Linked DNA regions of Homo sapiens: region 1 is linked to region 2. A link is a contact called in ENCODE Hi-C or POLR2A ChIA-PET data. All regions are on one chromosome and are shown on one strand. Each heading gives the region's core, a stretch centred on a gene start or an enhancer-like site at or near the end of the contact. The rest is flanking DNA. Distances are from core to core; before and after follow the strand shown. Region 1 overlaps PEDS1-UBE2V1 (PEDS1-UBE2V1 readthrough). Region 2 has its middle 30 kb from the start of TRERNA1.

Region 1 (4,927 bases), core at 1,822-4,321, 66 kb after region 2:
GGATGCCAAGGTGGGCAGATCACCTGAGGTCAGGAGTTTAAGACTAGCCTGGCCAACATGGTGAAACCTTGTCTCTACAAAAAACACAAAAAATTAGCCAGGGATGGTGGTGGGCACCTGTAATCCCAGCTACTCAGGAGGCTGAGGCAGGAGAATGGCTTGAACCTGGGAGGCGGAGGTTGCGGTGAGCCGAGATTTCGCCATTGCACTCCAGGCTAGGCAACAAGAGCAAAACTCTGTCTCAAAAATAAATGAATGAATGAATGCTGCCTTCATGAAAGAAATAGCTACAGAGGAGAAGTGGCTGGATGTCATAAGGGTGGGGCCTCGCAAGGGATTCAGAGTCCAGGTTCCTTGTTCCCCGAGTTCTGGGCTCCTGATGAGATGGGGACAAGCCCCTTCCCCTCTCTAAACCTTGGCTCATTTTATGTTATAATTGAATATAACCTACAAACAGTAAAGGCCATAGGCCTTACACAGCTCACAGCCTTTTTATGCGTAGACACACCTGTCTGACCAACCCCCAGGTTAAGATAGAGATTCTATACCTACACAGAATATAAGAGGTTGGCAAACTTTCTTTAAAGGGTCAGGCAGGCCGGGCACGGTGGCTCACACCTGTAATCCCAGCACTTTGGGAGGCTGAGGCAGGCGGACCACTGGAGGTCAGGAGTTTGATACCAGTCTGGCCAACATGGTGAAACCCCGTCTTTACTAAAAACACAAAAAAATCAGCTGGGTGTGGTGGTGCGGACCTGTAGTCCCAGCTACTCAGGAGGCTGAGGCAGGAGAATCGCTTGAACCTGGGAGGCAGAGGCTACAGTGAGCAGAGCTCGTGCCACTGCACTCCAGCCTGGGCAACAGATGGAGACTCCATCTCAGAAATAAATAAATACATAAATGGACAGTAAATATTTTGGGCTTTGCAGGCCAAGGCAGTCTCCACTGCAGCTCCTCAACTCTGCAGCTGTAGTGTGAAGGCAGACATCAACAGCATTCCCAGAATACCTGTTTACAAGTGTTTTTGGTCCTCAGGCCATAGTGTGCTGACCCCTGATAGAAAGCATTTCCAGGCCGGGCACGGTGGCTCACATCTGTAATTCTAGCACTCTGGGAGGCCGAGGCAAGCGGATCGCCTGAGGTCAGGAGTTTGAGACCAGCCTGACCAACATGGAGAAACCCTGTCTCTACTAAAAATACAAAATTAGCCAGGTGTGGTGGCGCATGCCTGTAATCCCAGTTACTCGGGAGGCTGAGGCAGGAGAATCACTTGAACCCAGAAGGTAGAGGTTGCGGTGAGCTGAGATCACGCCATTGCACTCCAGCCTGGGCAACAAGAGCAAAACTCCATCTCAAAAAAAAAAAAAAAAAAAAAAAAGCATTTCCAGCCCCACAGCTGGCTCCCCTGTCCCACTAAGCTCCCTTCTGACCCTGTTCCATGCAACCATAGAGCTGCCTCCTATCAGCAGAGACTGATTTTGCCTATTCTAGAACTTTATTTAAACGGATTCAGATGGTAGGTGCTCTTTGGAGCCTGGCTTCTTTTACTAGTGTAATGTTTCTAGCGTGGGCCATGCAGTCGTGCGGATCAGCAGTGGTTCACCATTTTTAGGGCTGAGTATCCCACCATCTGGATGTACAATGATGCATTTATCCACCTGGCCATGGTTGGCCATTTGGGCTGTTTCCAGTCTGGGGCTGTTTTGAATCTGCTGCAGTGAATATTGGTGTACAAGTCTATGTGTAGACATCCACCCTCATTTACTTTGGGTTAAGATGTCAACTACTTTTTTTAAAAAAAAAAACCTGATATTTATTGAGCACTTATAACTACCAGGCCCCGTGCCAACGCCTTAAATGTTTTATCTCCTTTAATCCCTGAATGGCATCAAGGCCTCGCTTAGGCCGAATCTTATCTCCTTAATCATTCTAAACACTTAATCCTCACAGATAATGAGAAAGATGAGCATAATAAAAATTATACAGATGAGAAAACAGTAGTTGGGTTAACACTGTGTACTGGGGCTTTGTGAAGTGTTAAGAAGTGCATCACTGGGAGCATAACTTCCCATTCCTTAAGTGTGGGCTGTGTACAGAGACCTCCTTCCAAAAAGAGCACAGTATGAATGAGGACGGAGGCTGGGCGCAGGGCTCACACCTGGAATCCCAGCACTTTGAGAGGCCAAGGCAGATGGATCACTTGAGTTCAGGAGTTCGAGACCAGCATGGCCAACATGGTGAAACCCCATCTCTACTAAAAATTCAAAAATTAGCCGACCATGGTGGTGTAGGCCTGTAATCTCAACTACTTGGGAGGCTGAGGCAGGAGAATCACTTGAACCTGGGAGGAAGAGGTAGCAGTGAGCCAAGATCGTGCCACTACACTCCAGCCTGGGTGACAGAGTGAGACTCTGCCTCAAAAAAAAAAAAAAAAAAAAAGAGGGGAGGAAGGCTGGGCGCATTGGCTCACGCCTATAATCCCAGCACTTTGGGAGGCCACGGTGGGAGGATTGCTTGAGTCCTGGAGTTCAGTACCAGCCTGGGCAACACAGCGAAACCCTGTCTGTATATAAAATAACAAAATTCGCCAGGTGTGGTGGCATGTGCCTGTGGTCCTACTGGAGGCTGAAGTGGGAGGACTGCTTGAGCCTGGGAGGTTGAGGCTCCAGTGAGTCGTGATCGAGTCACTGCACTCCAGCCTGGGTGACAGAGGAAGACTTCATCTCAAAAAAAAAGGCGGGGTGGGGGGAGCAGAGTAACTTTTGTTTGTTGTTTTTTTGAGACAGACTCTCCCACTGTGGCCCAGACTGGAGTGTGGCGGTGCCATTCACAGCTCACTACAGCCTTGAGCTCCCATGCTCAAGCGACCCTCCCACCTCAGACTCGTGAGGAGCTGGGACTACAGCTGTAGAGACAAGGGTCTCACCATGTTGTCCAGGCTGACCAGTGAACTCCTGAGCTCAAGCGACCCACTCACAAATCCTAAAGTGCCTCCCAAAGTGCTGGGATGACAGGCGTGAGCCACCGCACCCAGCCGAGGGTAACTTAACTGTGGAGAACTCTGACATCTGCTACCTTAGTCATGGGATCAGAGTCATCACAGTGATAAGTCATGTTGACAGTCTGTACTTTTGCTATGATGTGATGAAAATGGCACTTCACCTCTGAACTCTTCCTCCTCATAACCCGTAACCCCAGTCTAATCATGAGAAAAACATCAGATAGATACCAACAGAGGGGCAGCCTACAACACACCTGACTAGCACTCCTCAAAACCGTCAAGGTCAGCCAGGCGCGGTGGCTCACTCCTATAATCCCAGCACTTTAGAAGGCCGAGGAGGGTGGATCACAAGGTCCGGAGATTGAGACCATCCTGGCCAACATGGTGAAATTCCATCTCTACTAAAAACGCAAAAATTAGCCGGGCGTGCTGGCGCGCGCTTGTAGTCCCAGCTACTCGGGAGGCTGAGGCAGAAGAATCGCTTGAACCTGGGAGGCGGAGGTTGCAGTGGGCCGAGATTGCGCCACTGCACTCCAGCCTGGCAAGAGTGAGACTCCGTCTCAAAAAACAAACAAACAAAAAAAACTGGACAAGAGGAGCCTAAAGGGACATGACAACTAAAGGCCATGTGATACCCTGGATGGGATCCAGGAACAGAAGAAGGACATTAGGGAAGAACTAAGGCAATCTGAATAAGCCATGGACTCCAGCTCATGATAATGTATCAACACTGGCACACACTGTAACAAATGTGCCCCGCTAATGTAAGATTTAGGATGTGAATAATGGAGGAAACTGCGTGCCCCAGGCATATGGGGACTCTCTGTACTATCTGCCCCATCCTTCTGTAAGTTGAAAACTTGTTCTAAAAAATAAAGTCTGTTTTTCAAAAAGTGGACAATCTCACTTCATGTCCACAGTAACAGGCCCCACCCCATCCTGACCTTCCAGAGGAGGGTAAGAACTCCCCAAGGTCACACGGTGGCAGGGGCAAGGCAGGGCTGCTGGTGAGTAGCCAGAGACTCGCTAGAGTCATTCAGGATGATGCAACCTTAGGGTTAGGGTTAGGGAGACTTCGCACCCAGGTATGGAGAATGGGGACATTTACCTCCCTTAACTATGAGAAGTTAATAAAATGGGCTGCTGGGTAAAGGGCCCGGTGGGTCCCACGACACAGCAAGCATCCCCCCAACGCAGCTCCTGTGAGCTCTCTGCTGAGCCTCAGTCTTGCCATCTGTCCAATGGTCAAGGCCTGGCGCCTGCACGCTGCCCAGCAGGGAGGGATGTCTGCTTTGGACAGAAGTCAGGAATCATCTTAGGAGACCAGGAGCCCTCCCCCTGGCTCCGTGATCTTGCGGCCTCTGCCGGTGGCAGTGACTCCAGGCTGCTGTCTGAGGCTGCTTTAATGGGGGCAGGGGTGGCAGACAGGCACACAGAAGCCTCTTTGTCCCAGCTTTGGGGTGGTGGCAGCTGGCAGCCGGCTCCCCCTGGGGGCAGCTTCGGCTTGGTTACCACCCTTCCCCGCAGAACACTGGGACAAGGAGAGGGATGGGAGACGGCTCACCCCAGGCTACCCTGACTCACGGGGGAACTTGAGGTAGTCGCTGGGCCCGTGCGGGCTTCCATTTCCCCAGAGGTCACCCAGCTGGGACTTCCTCACCCCTCCCTGCCCACCTCAAAGGCCTGGCGTGGAGATGGAAGGCGTGGCTGAGGAGCCAAGTGAATGCACTGAGGGCAAATCCATGGGTTTCGGTCCTGGGTCCCAGTCCTGTCTCTACCGCCTTCCAGCTCAGTCAGATCCAGACTCCACTTCCAGCCACAGGACGGGCCACGACCCGAGCCTGGGACTTCTCTGACCTCATCCCTGACCTCTGGACTCACTGTGCCCTCTGCCCGGAAGGCTTCTCCCAAGGTCCACGAAGGACT
Region 2 (4,420 bases), core at 878-3,377:
CTGCTCTTGCTGTTCTCTTGGCCTGGAACAATACCTACCAGACTCCAGGGCTGGCAGCTCCTCCTCACTTGGGGTCACCTCCTCCAAGAGGCCCCCTGCCCACTGCTGCCTGCCTGCCCTCTGTTCCTTTACTTGGGTATGTGCTGAACGCCTGGAAAAGAACCTAGTGCATTTCCTTCTTTGTCTGTTGTCTAACTCCCCCATTCAAATATCAGCTCCACGAAGGGAGGGTTTTGTCTCATCACTGCATGTCCCTACACACGGTATTTGGCACACAGTAAACACTCAATGAATGCTTGTTGAATGAATGAATGGACAAATGAACAAATGGAAGCTCTACTGGGGAAGCTCAGGGATGGAGACTGGCTCCTAACCCAGAGGGAGGGGATGTCCTGGGTAGCGCAGTCCTGGAAGATGCAGTCACTGGTAAACTGAAGCCTAAAGAAGCTCAGGCAGGCAGGTGAAGAAACCAGGGGGATGGTTTTGTTTCAAAACACCTTCCTCCAAGGGAGGAAGAGGTGAGCTACCTCCAAGGTTGCTCAGAGGTGGAAACTGTGATTAAAAATAAAAAAGGCGGCCAGGCATGGTGGCTCATGCCTGTAATCTCAGCACTTTGGGAGGCCAAGGTGGGCGGATCACCTGAGGTCAGGAGTTTGAGACCAGCCTGGGCAATATGGTGAAACCCCATCTCTACTAAAAATACAAAAAGTAGCCGGGTGTGGTGGTGCACACCTGTAGTCCCAGCTACTTGGGAGGCTGAGGTAGAAGAATCGCTTGAACCCGGGAGGTGGAGGTAGCAGAGAGCCGAGATAGCGCCACTGGACTTTAGCCTGGCGACAGAGCAAGACTCCATCTCAAAATAAATAAATAAACAAATAAGGCTAGAAGTGGTGGCTCACGCCTGTAATTCCAGCACTTTGGGAGGCCAAGACGGGAGGATCGCTTGAGGCCAAGGGTTCAAGACCAGCCTGGGCAATATAATGAGACCCTGGCTCTACAAAAACAAACAAAGCCTTTAATTCATTGCTACCATAAAAATCGAGACATTTCACTACATCCTGATGTCCCTGTCTCTCTTGAAGACTTGGAAGATTTGGCCATGTGGGCCAGCATTCTAGAGGCAAAGGTGGTCAGTCCTGTGTTCTCCACAGCCCCTATCAGGTCCTTGAGGTATGTGAGCTTCAAAGCCTTGTATTCACAGCATGACCCCCACTACCCCCACCTGCTGGGTGACCTTGGACAACCCTTTCTGAGTCTCAGCTGGTCCTTGGCAAAAAATGGGTTGGAGGCCAGGCATGGTGGCTTACGCCTGTAATCCCAGCACTTTAGGAGGCCAAGGCAGGAAGATCACTTGAGCCCAGGAGTTTGAGACCAGCCGGGGCAACACAGCGAGACCCTGTCTCTACTAAAAAAAATTTTTTTTTTTTGAGACTGAGTCTCGCTCAGTCACCCAGGCTGCCGTGCGGTGGCGTGATCTCAGCTCACTGCAAGCTCGCCTCCCGGGTTCACGCCATTCTCCTGCCTCAGCCTCCTGAGTAGCTGGGACTACAGGCACCCGCCACCACGTCCGGCTAATTAAAAAAAAAAATATTTTTTAATTGGCCAGTGGCCTGCACCTGTAGTCCCAGCTACTCAGGAGGCTGAGGCAGGAGGATTGCTTGAGGAGGAGGTTGAGGCTGCAATGAGACTTGATCATGCCACTGCACCCCAGCCTGGGTGACAGAGTGAGACCCTGTCTCTAAATGAATAAATAATTAGTTGGGCGTGGTGGCGCCCACTTGTAGTCCCAGCTACCCGGGAGGCTGAGGAAGGAGAATCGCTTGAGGCCAGGAGTTGGAGGCTGCAGTGACCCGTGATCGCATCACTGCACTCCAGCCTGGGCGACAAGAGACCCTGTCGCAAAAAAAAAAAAAAAAAAGAAAGAAAGAAAGAAAGAAAAAGGGTTGGAAGCGCACTGGGGGAAAAAGCTTGCCCACTCCGCTTTGGGAGCCTCCAGCAGGCTCCCGCTGTGCCAAAGGCACACACCCAGATGTCCGGTGGTCCACCCCTGCCCCGGCGGTCACGCCTGTCCCCTCCTCCAGCCCCAGCCTCGGGTCGGCTGAGAGATGACGCGTGGCCCGGCCCAGCCGGAGCGTTGGTCCCTAGAGCGCTAGCGCCCTCTGCTGGCCAAGGGCGGGCGTGCAGGCCCGAGCCAGAACGGGGAAGCCGGGCGCCAGGAGAGCGGGGAGGAGCTTCACTCTTCTGGTCGGTGAGATGGGGAAGAGCAATAGCGAATACATAAGCAGAATACACCGAAAGGAAAGGAAAGAACAATAGCGAAATAACATTTACGGAGGGGTGCTCCGTGCCGAGGACTGCAAGAAGCCCACACCATGTAAAACCACACGTAATCCTTAGAATAACCCGGCGAAATGGCAACGGAAACGCACAGAGAGGTTAAGGAGCCCTCCCGGGGCCACACAGCTGGTAGTGGAAACGGCTGACTCCTGGGCCTGCACTGGCATCCACCGAGGCGGAGAGAGGATGTGAAGGTGTCACCTCCGCTCATTCACTCATGCATGGCCTTCCAGCCAGCCATTCACCCATTCACAAGTATTCACTGAACACCTACTGTATGCCCAACATTGTGTGAGATGGCAGGAACACAGCCGTGAACACAATTGGCCTCATCCCTACCCTCTTGAAGCTGACATTTTAGTGGGGGTGGGAGGGGGCAGATAATAAACATGAATATATCATTAACAGCTGGGCCAGAGGCCAAAGGATAAACCTGTATGCGCTCGCTGATGTTACTCAGGCTCCTACCCCAACATGATTTTTTGCCGCATCTGAGCCCTACCTGTACTTTTACTTGACATTTGCTCCTAGATAATTGGTTTTTACTTAAGTGTATATATATATGTGTATATCTATATCTATATCTATATCTATGTATATGTTTATTTATTTATTGAGACAGAGTCTCGCCGTGTTGCCCAGGCTGGAGTGCAGTGGCACAATCACGGCCCACTGCAACCTCCACCTCTTGGGCTCAAGCGATCCTCCCACCTCAGCCTCCCGAGTAGCTGGGACTACAGGTGTGCAACACCATGCCCAGCTAATTTTTGTATTTTTTGTAGAGAGGGGGTTTTGCCGTGTTGCCCAGGCTGGTCTCAAACTCCTGGACTCAAGTGATCTGCCCACCTTGGCTTCCCAGAGTGCTGGGATTACAGGCATGAACCACTGTGCCAAGACAAAGTTGCTGGGTTTTTTTTGTTGTTTGTTTGTTTTTTGAGATGCAGTCTCACTCTGTCTCCCAGGCTGGAGTGCAGTGGCACAATCTCGGCTCACTGCAACCTCCGTCTTCCAGATTCAAGTGATTCTCCTGCCTCAGCCTCCCTAGTAGCTGGGATTACAGGCACGCACCACCATGGCCAGCTAATTTTTGTATTTTTAGTAGAGTCGGGGTTTCACCATGTTGGCCAGGCTGGTCTCAAACTCCTTGACCTCAAGTGATCTGCCCACCTGGGCCTCCCTAAGTGCTGGGATTACAGGCATGAGCCACCGTGCCCGCCTGCCGAAGGGTATTTTTAAAAGGGAATTTCGGCATGGTGAAACTCTGTCTCTACTAAAAATATAAAAATTAGCCGGGCATGGTGTTGCGCACCTGTAGTCCCAGCTACTTGGGAGGCTGAGGTGGGAGAATCGCTTGAACATGGGAGGCAGAGGCTGCAGTGAGCCGAGATCGCGCCACTGCACTCTGGCCTGGGCCACAGAGCGAGACTCCATCTCAAAAAAAAAAAAGGGGGGGTGGTGGGAAATCTCATATCACCACACCTACCCAACCAGTATCAGTTGTCACCTATCAGACAGCATCCTGGACTGAGGGTGAGGTATTGACATCACTGTTATATTAATCAATGTCCTTGGCATGCCACATCAGTTCCCCTGGTTCCTGGCAGGGGCACTAGAATCTCCCACTGGGAACCCCAAGATGAAGCCAGCCCCAGGGCCAGGCCTAGGGAATGAAGGTGCCATCAGCTTCTGAAGAAGGTGGGTGGCCTCTCCAGGATCCTCCAAGCCACTGTGGCCTGTGCTTTCTCTGGATTCTGCTGGTGACCCTGAAGAATCTGAGGCACAGGCCTTCCCTGGCCAATCAGAAAGCAGTGGCTTCCATCTTAGCTTCCTGCCCACCATGGACAACCCTGGGTCGTGGAACCCCCGTCTGCTCTCTTTCATGGCTGGCAATGGGTGTAAGGGGGACTTGCTCAGATCTGATTCTCAAAATTCCTGCCAGGGAAGGCCAGGCTTCTGAGCCAGTCCATCTGTTGCCCCCTGACCCAGCCACCCAGCTTCCCTGCATGCAGGGCAGAGGGAACAGGAGGCCCCACGGGGCCACTGGGACCCCTCCCTTGTCACTGCCAGTGGCCTCACAGGTCCA

The links. Hi-C counts contacts between places; a loop is a spot of excess contacts on that map. ChIA-PET counts read pairs that join two places held with the same protein, here RNA polymerase II (POLR2A). Pooled maps may share reads with other maps.
Region 1: POLR2A ChIA-PET joins it to region 2 with 15 read pairs in OCI-LY7. The contact joins two enhancer-like sites. A Hi-C loop is called at or near these places in 1 of 168 maps with a recorded cell type or tissue (thyroid gland) and 2 of 50 pooled maps. POLR2A ChIA-PET finds 5 or more read pairs at or near these places in 5 of 52 experiments (H1, MCF 10A, OCI-LY7 and 2 more).

Annotation. Positions count from the first base shown.
Region 1 is chr20:50,134,305-50,139,231 of GRCh38, forward strand. The region is part of intron 2 of PEDS1-UBE2V1 (PEDS1-UBE2V1 readthrough); the gene reads right to left. All of the region lies in intron 2 of PEDS1 (plasmanylethanolamine desaturase 1), which reads right to left. Among named protein-coding and RNA genes, the nearest start is that of PEDS1, 17 kb to the right of the region's middle. RefSeq lists an enhancer at 4,041-4,728. Within about 2 kb of position 3,072, at least 14 of the 41 ENCODE cell types and tissues checked have a DNase peak (open chromatin) inside an H3K27ac peak, as active enhancers do.
Region 2 is chr20:50,069,289-50,073,708 of GRCh38, forward strand. No RefSeq gene overlaps it. Among named protein-coding and RNA genes, the nearest start is that of TRERNA1, 30 kb to the left of the region's middle. RefSeq lists a silencer at 2,032-2,271 and enhancers at 3,768-4,277, 4,278-4,420. Within about 2 kb of position 2,128, at least 3 of the 41 ENCODE cell types and tissues checked have a DNase peak (open chromatin) inside an H3K27ac peak, as active enhancers do.